Linked DNA regions of Homo sapiens: regions 1 and 2 are each linked to region 3. The links are chromatin contacts, found by Hi-C or POLR2A ChIA-PET in ENCODE. All regions are on one chromosome and are shown on one strand. The core of a region is the stretch at or near the end of the contact, and the rest is flanking DNA. Distances in the headings are between cores, read along the strand shown.

What was found. Hi-C counts contacts between places; a loop is a spot of excess contacts on that map. ChIA-PET counts read pairs that join two places held with the same protein, here RNA polymerase II (POLR2A). Pooled maps may share reads with other maps.
Region 1: a map of GM12878 shows a loop between it and region 3 (2.7-fold over the local background). The contact joins two enhancer-like sites. A Hi-C loop is called at or near these places in 6 of 168 maps with a recorded cell type or tissue (CD4-positive, alpha-beta T cell, CD4-positive, alpha-beta memory T cell, CD8-positive, alpha-beta T cell and 2 more), 15 of 37 single-sample maps with no recorded cell type and 14 of 50 pooled maps. POLR2A ChIA-PET finds 5 or more read pairs at or near these places in 3 of 52 experiments (H1, T-cell and WTC11).
Region 2: a loop to region 3 is called in a map of OCI-LY7, with 7 times the contacts of the local background. The contact joins the promoter of SNX10-AS1 here to the enhancer-like site in region 3. A Hi-C loop is called at or near these places in 2 of 168 maps with a recorded cell type or tissue (B cell and OCI-LY7), 16 of 37 single-sample maps with no recorded cell type and 9 of 50 pooled maps. POLR2A ChIA-PET finds 5 or more read pairs at or near these places in 2 of 52 experiments (OCI-LY7 and activated B cell).

What each region holds. Positions count from the first base shown.
Region 1 is chr7:26,367,784-26,371,180 of GRCh38, forward strand. All of the region lies in intron 5 of SNX10 (sorting nexin 10), which reads left to right. Among named protein-coding and RNA genes, the nearest start is that of LINC02981, 29 kb to the right of the region's middle. Within about 2 kb of position 1,893, at least 2 of the 41 ENCODE cell types and tissues checked have a DNase peak (open chromatin) inside an H3K27ac peak, as active enhancers do.
Region 2 is chr7:26,397,765-26,400,777 of GRCh38, forward strand. SNX10-AS1 (SNX10 antisense RNA 1) reads right to left here and starts at 1,654. Exons shown (of 2, transcript NR_136272.1): 1 at 1,577-1,654. LINC02981 (long intergenic non-protein coding RNA 2981) reads left to right here and starts at 805. Exons shown (of 5, transcript NR_148502.1): 1 at 805-1,257. RefSeq lists enhancers at 1-897, 1-211 and silencers at 682-1,141, 1,232-1,341.
Region 3 is chr7:25,966,544-25,969,882 of GRCh38, forward strand. All of the region lies in intron 6 of LOC105375199 (a long non-coding RNA gene), which reads right to left. Among named protein-coding and RNA genes, the nearest start is that of MIR148A, 18 kb to the left of the region's middle. RefSeq lists enhancers at 1,505-1,564, 2,015-2,454. Within about 2 kb of position 2,073, at least 5 of the 41 ENCODE cell types and tissues checked have a DNase peak (open chromatin) inside an H3K27ac peak, as active enhancers do; they include B cell and OCI-LY7, where a contact is called at or near this core.

The DNA of each region.
Region 1 (3,397 bases), core at 643-3,142, 400 kb after region 3:
AGTAGGGCCAGCCATCAATAGCCTGTACCTTGTTTGTAGAGGAATTTTAGGAACCACAGCATTAAAACATGGAAACATGCTTGTATTGTAGGTTTTTCGCATGCATTTTTAAAGCCTGGTTTTCATGTGAGTTTTGAAGTTATGAACCAGAAGCACTAAATATGTTCAAACCTTTTGAAACCACAATGTCTTTGTATATGTGTATATATACCTATTTTTCTTTAAGGTCATTTGTGAAATGATACATATGTAATAAGAAAGTACTGATCTTTGTAGAGGAATTGGAAAATTGTTTCTTTGACTAGGTGCCAAATAAGAATAATTTCTACCATTTATCGAACACTTTCTACGTGTTTGGCATTTTACATGTTTTAGTCTCAGTACTAAAAATCTTAGGAGTTGGGTATTATCTCAGTTTTATAGATAAAGAAATTATAGGAAAGATGGACATACTATATGAATCCCAGAACCTGGCAAATTTAAAATTAGCAGTACTCTTAAATGCTGGCTAAATTTGGTATGATTGTGAGATTTTTCAAATATATTCATTTTTCTTCAGTCTTAACTATAATCTCCCTTTTGTATTCTTGCCCCTGAGTAATTATAAACTTAAAGTCCCTTCTAATAGTTATGAAAAGAAAGTTATAGGCTAAAAAATATAAACTCAGTAAGTCTCTAACTATGAAAAATGGAATTCCTACTAATTTTTAGGTTTGAATGGGATTTTCAATTTAGGTTTGAATAGATTTGTTCATGACTGGGAGCCGCTTCCCTTCTTTACTGAATTCATCCCATTAATACAACTACATTTACCCTACAGTTTAGACTTTAGTATCATGGTTTTGTATTTCTTCAAATATTAAGGAATATTAAAGATTTTTTACAAAAGGCTAGTGTTGAACCATGACAGCTAGTTTTACACACACACGATTTTTATGTCTTTGTGTTCAATAGAGGGCACCACAGCATAGATCATGAATGTCTTCAATGAAGATTTGTAGGTTTTATTTTTTCTTATAGTAAGAGCTAAACAGGCTGAGTTAATTTTTTTTTTCTACATCAAACTGCTAACCTTCCATGTACTATGCAGTTATGTATATATATCATTGTATTGGGTTCAGCAGACCCAGGACATCCTTAGTTAGGATGAAATGATTTTGCATAGCTATATATTCTCAGCTAAACCAGCATATAATACATCTAATAAAATCATGTTGAGGAAAACTGTGCTTTTCAACTGTGTCCAGTTTAGGGAAAAAAAACAGATTTTGCTTTGTTTAGTCTAAAACTGTTATGGGGAAAGGAATAACTTCTGATTTGCACTATAAATATCTTTCTAGAAATTCTTTTAAAATCCTAGAGGCTATTTTTTATTCCTTTTATAAAGGTTTGAAAATCATATACTTTTTAAATGGAGGTTTCTACAAATGACATTTTATTGACTGTTTTACAAAGTACTCTTTATATTAGGTTTGAAATTGATTTTGGGCTATTAGATTTGTTTGTGGAAAATATGGCACAAACATGACTAAGGAAAAAATAGTATTTAATATTATGATGGTGGCAGTCACAGCCCTCTCTGATAGTAAGCCAAATAGTACTCAAAATAAATTAATTATGCTCACCTAACCAGATGGGAAAACACTCTCAAAAATTTTCATTTTAAATTTCAGAATGAACTATCTGACTAAAATAAGCATATAAATACATTTAAAAATTATTTTTGCTTATTTAAAACTCATGGAGTATGGTGGCATGAATTTAGCCAGAGAAACAGAGGAGATTCCAAAAACCAAAACTGTACCTAGCCGACTCACTGGTTTGAACTCTAGGCCTGGGGGAGTGTTCAGATGTCCCCTCCCCAGCCACATCTTTCTGGCTCTTTGGAATTGTGAGCTGGGTGAGCCTGGCTCCTTCTCTTTTCATCTGTGTGTCCTCCAGATGGCAGTATTGAGCAGAAAAAGAAAACGCTGGGAAATAATGAGTCTAATGTACAGTAAAATTGGAAATTGAATTATAGCTCAAGAAAAAGGACAGTAGCCTTGAGGTCCCGATCAACCTGGACTCTGATCACTTTTGTTTGCTGTACCCATGTGTTAAGTTACTAGCAAGTTAATAACAACACGTGAGCAGTTCAAGGCTCAGTAGAATTGCTTCAGACATGAAATAAAGCTAAAATGAATTTGTGTCCAATATCATTGGCATTAGTGCTCATTACTGTTGTGGTGTAATGCCTCAAACCATCTAAAATCAATTTTAAAGATTACCCATTATTTTATAAAGAAAATAAAACACATTTCCAACAGAAACAAAGCCACGAGTACAATCCCATGAACAGTTCCTTGTACTTATGGCAGGCAGGAAACCGCTGACAGAGGCCACAGGAAACACTCTGCTCAGACTTCACAGACTTCACGATCCAAGTTCGTATTAATGGATTGTTGCTCTATAACTCTTCTCTTAATCTGAAGTATTTAAAAACAAGAATGGTGAATATTTGTAAATGTAGAAAATAAATCTCAAAGAGTAGTAAGAGGGATTTACTACTTAGCTACTTGTACTTGGTAAATTAATCATTATCATGTGACATGGTCATCTTTTGGGAGGACCCAGGGCGGAGGACACAGAGGGAAAAAGAAGGATTTAGCTGCTTTGCTTGAGGTTTTGCCTTTTAAAAAGCACAAAGGTTTTACTTTTCCTTCTAATAGACCAGTAAAGAATATTTTCTCAAACTGTAAACCTGCTGAAGCAAAGGGGACAGCTAGATTTTGGTTTTAATACTGTGCATTTTTAGGCATTTTTGCCTTTGTTAAGAAATAATTGTTTTATTTTGTAGAAAAGGATTTGGTATTATAATGACCTTGGATTTTCACTAAATTGATATTAATGGCCAAAAGAGATTTACTTTCCTTATTACTTGTTTAAACAAGCAGAATATAAGGTAAGGTTCATTTGGTCTGAAATACATGATCTATTTTTCACAGATCGTTATATCGGAAAAATCTTATGTTGGACAAAATTCTACTTGGGTTTTAGTGTGTTAGTTTTGTCCCCTGTATCTGGTCTTAGTGTCTCCTCTTACATAATTATTGAACTATCAGTAGAGACTAAATGATCATATGTCAACATCTTTGCTAAAAGATAAACCAGTTTTTATTTAAATATAAAGGTATACTTTGATTTGATTTCATATTCTAAGATGTGCATTTCAGAGAAAACACATTCACTAATATGAATTTGAGCATCTGTAGATTTTGCTACAGGATAGTTTTTAATCTTCCATGTAGTTCTGATGCCCTGGTTGAAATCTGTTCTGTCTTTGTAAACTTTGATCTTAAATGTGGGAAGAGCAGTATGTATTCATCACAAAATTATCATATTTTAATTATATATATGG
Region 2 (3,013 bases), core at 404-2,903, 430 kb after region 3:
AATACTGCAGAGTGATTGAGAGTGTAGAGGGGCCTGGGTTCTCACCTGTGCTCCCTCCCACCTTAGCTGGGTTATGCTGGGAACCTTTCAAGGCTTTGCTAAGCCTGGGTTTCCAGGAGTGCAATAAGATCGCTGTGATAAACATGTAGGTAAAGCAGTTGGCATAGTACCTTGCGTAGAATAGTCCTCAGCATATGTTTACTACTGTCGTTGTTGCTATTAATAAAAGTGACCTAGCTCCTCTCCTCGAGAAGTTCACAAGGGGCCCAAATGTGACAGGGGGAGCTATCAGAAGGCGGGAGGTGACTTCTTGCCAGGGAGCAAGCCAGGGCAAGAAGAGAGGCGCCGTGAAGCCTGCGTTCCCTCCCGCACGCGGCTTGCCTCGGTGGCCACACGGGGAGCTCAGCAAGGCCCAGGGTTCGGGAGGCGGGTCCTGCACAGCGACGCAGCCTTGTCCCGGTGGCCGCAGGCCTGGGGAGCAGGGCGCAGCACACCCGCCGCCCGCTTGCAGGCGAGACGAGAGCGGGGCGCCGGGATGCTGGCGTCCAATTTAACCACCAGGGCGCACGGGACGGAGGCCGGGGGTCCCGCTTTTCCGTCAGAGTTCGCGGTCACGAGTGGAACCCACTGAGCACTCTAGTTTCCTGGTATTTTCATGGCAGTAATTGGATGACAGAGTCAAGAGGCAGGGCCTGCGCCGACACTGACTAGCAACGCGCGGCCTCTGAGCCGCGCCCGGCCGCCCACCCCTTCCTCCTCCAGCACCGGGCCGGCTCCCCCTCCCGGCCCGGCTCGGCGGCTGGGGGGTGGGCGGAGCCGCGGCCGGGCAGTTCATTATGTTGGACAGGGCGCGTCTGCGCCTCCGGCCGCCGCGGCTCCCGGGGCCTCCGCCTGCAGCCGGCGGCGGAACGAGGGCAGGCGGCTGAGACAGGCGAGCTATTTGCATTCCCCGGCAGTCATTTTTATATGCGGAGGTAATGAAGTTGTCAGCGGCGCCCCGAGTGTGGCAGAGCCTGATATTCAAATCGCCCTGCCCGCTCCGCCTGCTCCCGCCCGCTGGTCCCGGGAGCCCCAGGCTGCGCGCGCCCGCACCGCATCGCCGCTTTGCCCCGCGACCGCGCGCGCCTCCTCGTCCTCCCCCGCGCCTTTGTTTCCGTCTCCTTCTCCTTTCCCTCCTCTTTTGTGTCGGGCCAGACTCAGCCCCAGAAACCAGCCACCCTGCCGCGTCCGACTGCCAGGGATCCCTCACGCCGCGAGGTGAGCTGGTCGCAGGTGTGGGGAAGTTCGCGGGTGCAGCTAGGCCGCCGCCCTCGCGCTCGACGCCACGCCCGCCTCCTCTTTCCTTCCCCAGGGGCCCCTTGCCCTCCCTTCACCTCCGTCTCCAAGAAAGATGACCTAGTACTGCCATTACCGTTTGGGCCTAGAGGAGTTTTCGTTCCTCTTTCCGAATGCATATTTGTGGTCATTTTTTATGATTGCAGAAACCCAACACACAGCTATTCTGTCAGGCTGCCGAGAAAAGGCTGTTCGGCAGTTGCAGCCCTGGTGAGGCAATGAGGAGGAAAGGTGGACGCACCTGCCTGGAGTGGTTGAAGGAAGGCAGTGAACATCCACGCTCCTGGGGTTGGTTTTCCTGAACCTCTGTAGCTGTGCTGCTCACTGGGGCAGCCACTGACCACAAGAGGCTGCCGAGGGCTTGCAGTGTGGCCAGGCCAGACCAGGATGTTCTCCAAGTGGGAAATACACACCCCATTGTAAAGAAGACTGTATGGAAAAAAGAATGTGAACTGGCTCATTCATCATTTAAAAACATTGATTGCATATTGAAATGATAATATTTTGGGTATATGGGGTGAAATAAAGTATCATGAATTAAATCTTTTTTTAAAAATGTGGCCACAAAGAACATTTAAATTTACACATGTGGTTCACATTATATCTCTGTGGGATCGCACTTAAGACCCAACCCCACCCATCCTCTAACTCTGCCCTCTCAGCTTGCTCTACAGGTACTTTGGAACAGGGCAGGGATGGAGGGAAGGTCCTTGTATCTTAGGGATCAAATGCCCAGGAAAATAATTAGGAGGTGTTTGGGATTATGCTGAAAACCCTGACAACACTGAATAGCAGATGTCTCTTTCTTTTCCCTTTGTTCACTGTAAAGAAAAACTTACACTCCCCCACAGCCATGCCACAATTCCATGGACCAACCATTCATGTGTGAAGGTGGGCCTCTAGGAGTGTTTTGTGCCTTTTAGGAGTTATTTGTGGCACACTAAACTTGCTGACATGCCATTTAGAAAAGTGAATACTGTGTACGCACTGTAACAACTATTCCATAAGTATTTTTGGTGTACACTGTTCCTCAGCACTCACAGGCTTCGGAGTAGGGGCTCCCGGAGTATGCATTGACACGATGCGCTGCAAATGATCCGGGCGTGGGGAAGTCCCCGAGTGTGCATTGATTCCACACACGGCCACGGCTCCTACAGGGCTTTTATGGTGCAGCTCGCCAATGATCCGTGTGTTAAAGACTCCCCAAATACACATTGACACGATAGACTGGAGTTGTTTGGGTCTATCGTGGCAATGATCCGGGGATAATGGCAGTGTCTTATACAATTTCACTGAGATTGGAGTGCTCATGGTCCTAATGGCAGAACCGGAACTGCCCCAGTTAAGTCCCACCATGGCGCCCAGTAAAGGGTGTGTGGGTCTTTGACCTTCTGCTTCATGACACTGTGGCATTGCTAATTTTACTGATATTTTAACTAACATAATTGAGTTAGCATTTTTTTCCCCCTGAAAATTCATTTTTGTAATTCAACACCTGAATTAGGGAGTCCATCTAGTGATGGTTTCATTTGGTTAATCATAAGCTAAAGACCTAGGAAAGGTCATTCTTAAACCTAAAGTGTTTTGGGAAAAATAATCGTGGGAGATGCATATGAGCTTGAGACAGAGTTAATATGGAATAAATAACCTCAGTCCTGAGAAAACCTAGTTGGCTAGG
Region 3 (3,339 bases), core at 823-3,322:
GGAAAGAAAGGAGGAAGGGAGGGAGGGAGAGAGGGGAGCAAGAAGGGAAGGAGGGAAGGAGGCAAGAGAGGGAGGAAGGGAGGAAGGAAGGAAAAAAGAAAGAAAGGGAAGGAAGGGGGAGTGAGGGAGAGAGGGAAGGAGGATAGGAAGGATGGAGGAAGGAGAGAAGAACAAAGGGAAGAGTGGGAGGGAGGGAAGAGAGGGAGGGAAGAAGGAAGGAACAGAAGGAAGAAGAAAGGGATGGAGGTAGGTTGAGAAGGAGGAAAGAAAGACAAGAAGTCTCTAAGATGACCTCCAATTATCAACACCTCCTGGTATTCATACCCTTGTGTAGTGTCTTCTTGAATATGGGCTGGCCTTATTATTAACTTCACTTGTAGCAAATAGAATACAGAAAAAGAGATCAGATGCCACTTCCAAGATTGGGCTATAAAAAGGCAGTGGTTTCTGTCTCGGGCTTTCTCTCCCCTTCTCCCTTTCTATAACCGCTTGCCTTGGTGGAAGCTAGCTGCCACATCACAAGGGTGTCCTGCAGAGAGGCCACATAGCAAGGGGCTGAGGACCACCAAGCAAGTGATCTTGGGGATGAAGCCCCCTCACAAGTCATGCTTTCAGATAAGACCAAAACCCTTACCAACAGCTTGACTGCATGAGACAACTTGAGCCAGAGGTGCCCAGCTAGGCTGTGCCCAGATTCCTTACTTACAGGACCTGTGAGCTCTTAAATGCTTATTGCCTAGGTTTTAGAGTAATTTGTTATGCAGCAATAAATAACTAATTGGAAGGAAGGAAGGAAAAAGGGAGGGAACAAGGGAAGAAGAGAGGGAAGGAAGGGAAGAAGGCAGGAATAACCATGTCTGCCATAATCTAGCCAGGGAACAGAAACCACTCTGAGTATTTTGGTTGCTCAGGAGACAACAAAGCTGAGCAGTTACTAGGAGACGGTGACATAACCCAGAGATGAGCAGGGACAGGAAGCTATACTGCCCCTAAAGTGGAGGATCAAAGGAGGAAGCAGTGTTACCAGAAGCCAGAAGAAGCCAGGTCACCCTGCAGAAGCTGGAACCACAGGGGCCTGATTGGTAGGAGCTGGAGCTGTAGATGCCATTCAAGACAGGGAAGGGCAAGGAGAAACATTGTGGCTTCTCTCTTCTTCTCACCATGCAGTTCCCATTGGTGCCTTCCATTGGCCAAACCCAGCCAGAAAGCAGCTGACACCGGATCCTAAGAAATAGCCCACAAGGGCCAGCCTCCTGCATTACACAGCACAGCTGGGAAGGAATGGCCTCACAGGCCAGGCCTGGCACACTAGCTAACTAGCTAAAGAGAAGGGAAAATATCTATTGCCAGTCCTCAGCAGATTCAGCCAGAAGGGACTGCTTATTAGCTCTGTGAACAAGGACCATTCACAATCTGCATGAAAACTCAAATTATGAGATGACAAAAATAACTACCAATCAACAGTACCCCTTGATAAACCACAAGGTAAATCATGACACTTGCCAAATGAGTCCTCCAGAGATGGGAGGGAACACGACGGCCTGGGACTGGCTGGGTTTGGGAACTGGAGAGAAGGAAGATCAGGTTGAAGTCAGGGCTCCTGGGTCCCAAGGGAAGAGGAGGTGACAGAACCCATGTCAGAGGGAGCAGAGCAAAGGAGTGAGGCTAGCCAGCGCGGGCGCCACGTGCGGAGACACACAGGTGTTCCACTGGGTCCAACACTAGGTCTTCACAGTCAAAAGAGAACTGAAACGTGAGGGTAAAGGGAGGGTAGCCGGTATGAGTGACTGGTGATCTAGGCAGGAAGCCAGGCTGCAGGGCATTTAATGAGTGGGTGCAATCACGTGGTAGAGTTTGACAGTGAATGGAAAGACAAAAACAAGCTTGCGGCATGGCAGGTTCCCGCCAAGGATCTGGTTTGAAAACAGAGGAAGAGAAGGTAGAAACTAACACCAAAGGCTAAGAACCTGCACAGTAAATTGCCTATCAGTCTTCCTCATAGCCTGCAAGCTACTTGAGGGAGGGATTTGCAGCACATGTGTCTCACTCAGTTTTCTGAGGGCCTTGGATAGTGTCTGGCCCATAGTAGGTGCTCAATGCATGGCTGTGAGATGAATGAGTGAGCCAAAGTGAAACCACAGAACGTCATGAGGGCAGGAGAACGAGGCAGAACCCACGGAAGATGCTCTCAAGTGATGTGGCGGCGTGGTGGCCTGCTGGAAAACCCCAGCGGCGGCCAGACCCGTGTGGGCAGCTGCAGTCAGAAAATGAGATGGTTCTTTCTGAGCAAATATGCAGTTATAAATAGCACAGGCTACGCAAATCGCCACAGCTGCATGGCAAAGGACTAGAGGGTGCGCTCAGCACAGAGGACGTTCCCGGCCACCAAATTCCTTCTGAACTATCCCCGCCATCAGCAGGGGCTGCTGCCCAGAGGGGAGACCCATGCCACGAGAGAGGTCAGCATTGCCTTACGTCTTTATAAGGCTGCTCCTAAGGGACTTGCCCTGAAGAGCCTTATGCTTCAAAGCCCACTCACCTGTAAAAGTGTCCCAACCACTGAGCTGGTTCCACAAAGGCATTAAGAAATTACCACTATGGGCTGGGCACGGTGGTTCATGCCTGTAATCCCAGCACTCTGGGAAGCCAAGGCGGATGGATCACCTGAGGTCAGGAGTTTGAGACCAGCCTGGCCAATATGGTGTAACCCCGTCTCTACTAAAAATACAAAAATTAGCTGGCCGTTGTGGCGCACACCTGTAATCCCAGCTACTCGGAGGCTGAGGCAGGAGAATTGGTTGGCCCCAGGAGGCAGAGGTTGCAGTGAGCCAAGATCACACCATTGCACTCCAGCCTGGGCGACAAGAGTAAAACTCAGTCTCAAAACAAAAACAAAAACAAAAACAAAACAAAACAAAACAAAAAAATACACTATGTCAAGTTATTAGGTAACCCATAACATCCTTTGTTTTAACATAGCCTTGCCAAGGGCCGGGCACAGTGGCTCACGCCTGTAATCCTAACACTTTGGGAGGCTGAGGCGGGCAGATCACTTGAGGTCAGGAGTTCGAGACCAGTCTGGCCAATATGGTGAGACCCTGTCTCTACTAAAAATAAAAAAATTAGCCAGGCGTGGTGGTGGGTGCGTGTAGTCCCATCTACTTGGGTAGCTGAGGAACGAGAATTGCTTGAACCTGGGAGGTGGAGGTTGCAGTGAGCTGAGTGAGATCATGCCACTGCACTCCAGACTCGAGATACAGTGAGACTCTGTCTCCAAAATATATATACATGTACTTCTCTAAATTAAATATTGAAATAAATTTTAAAATGCCCGGTTCA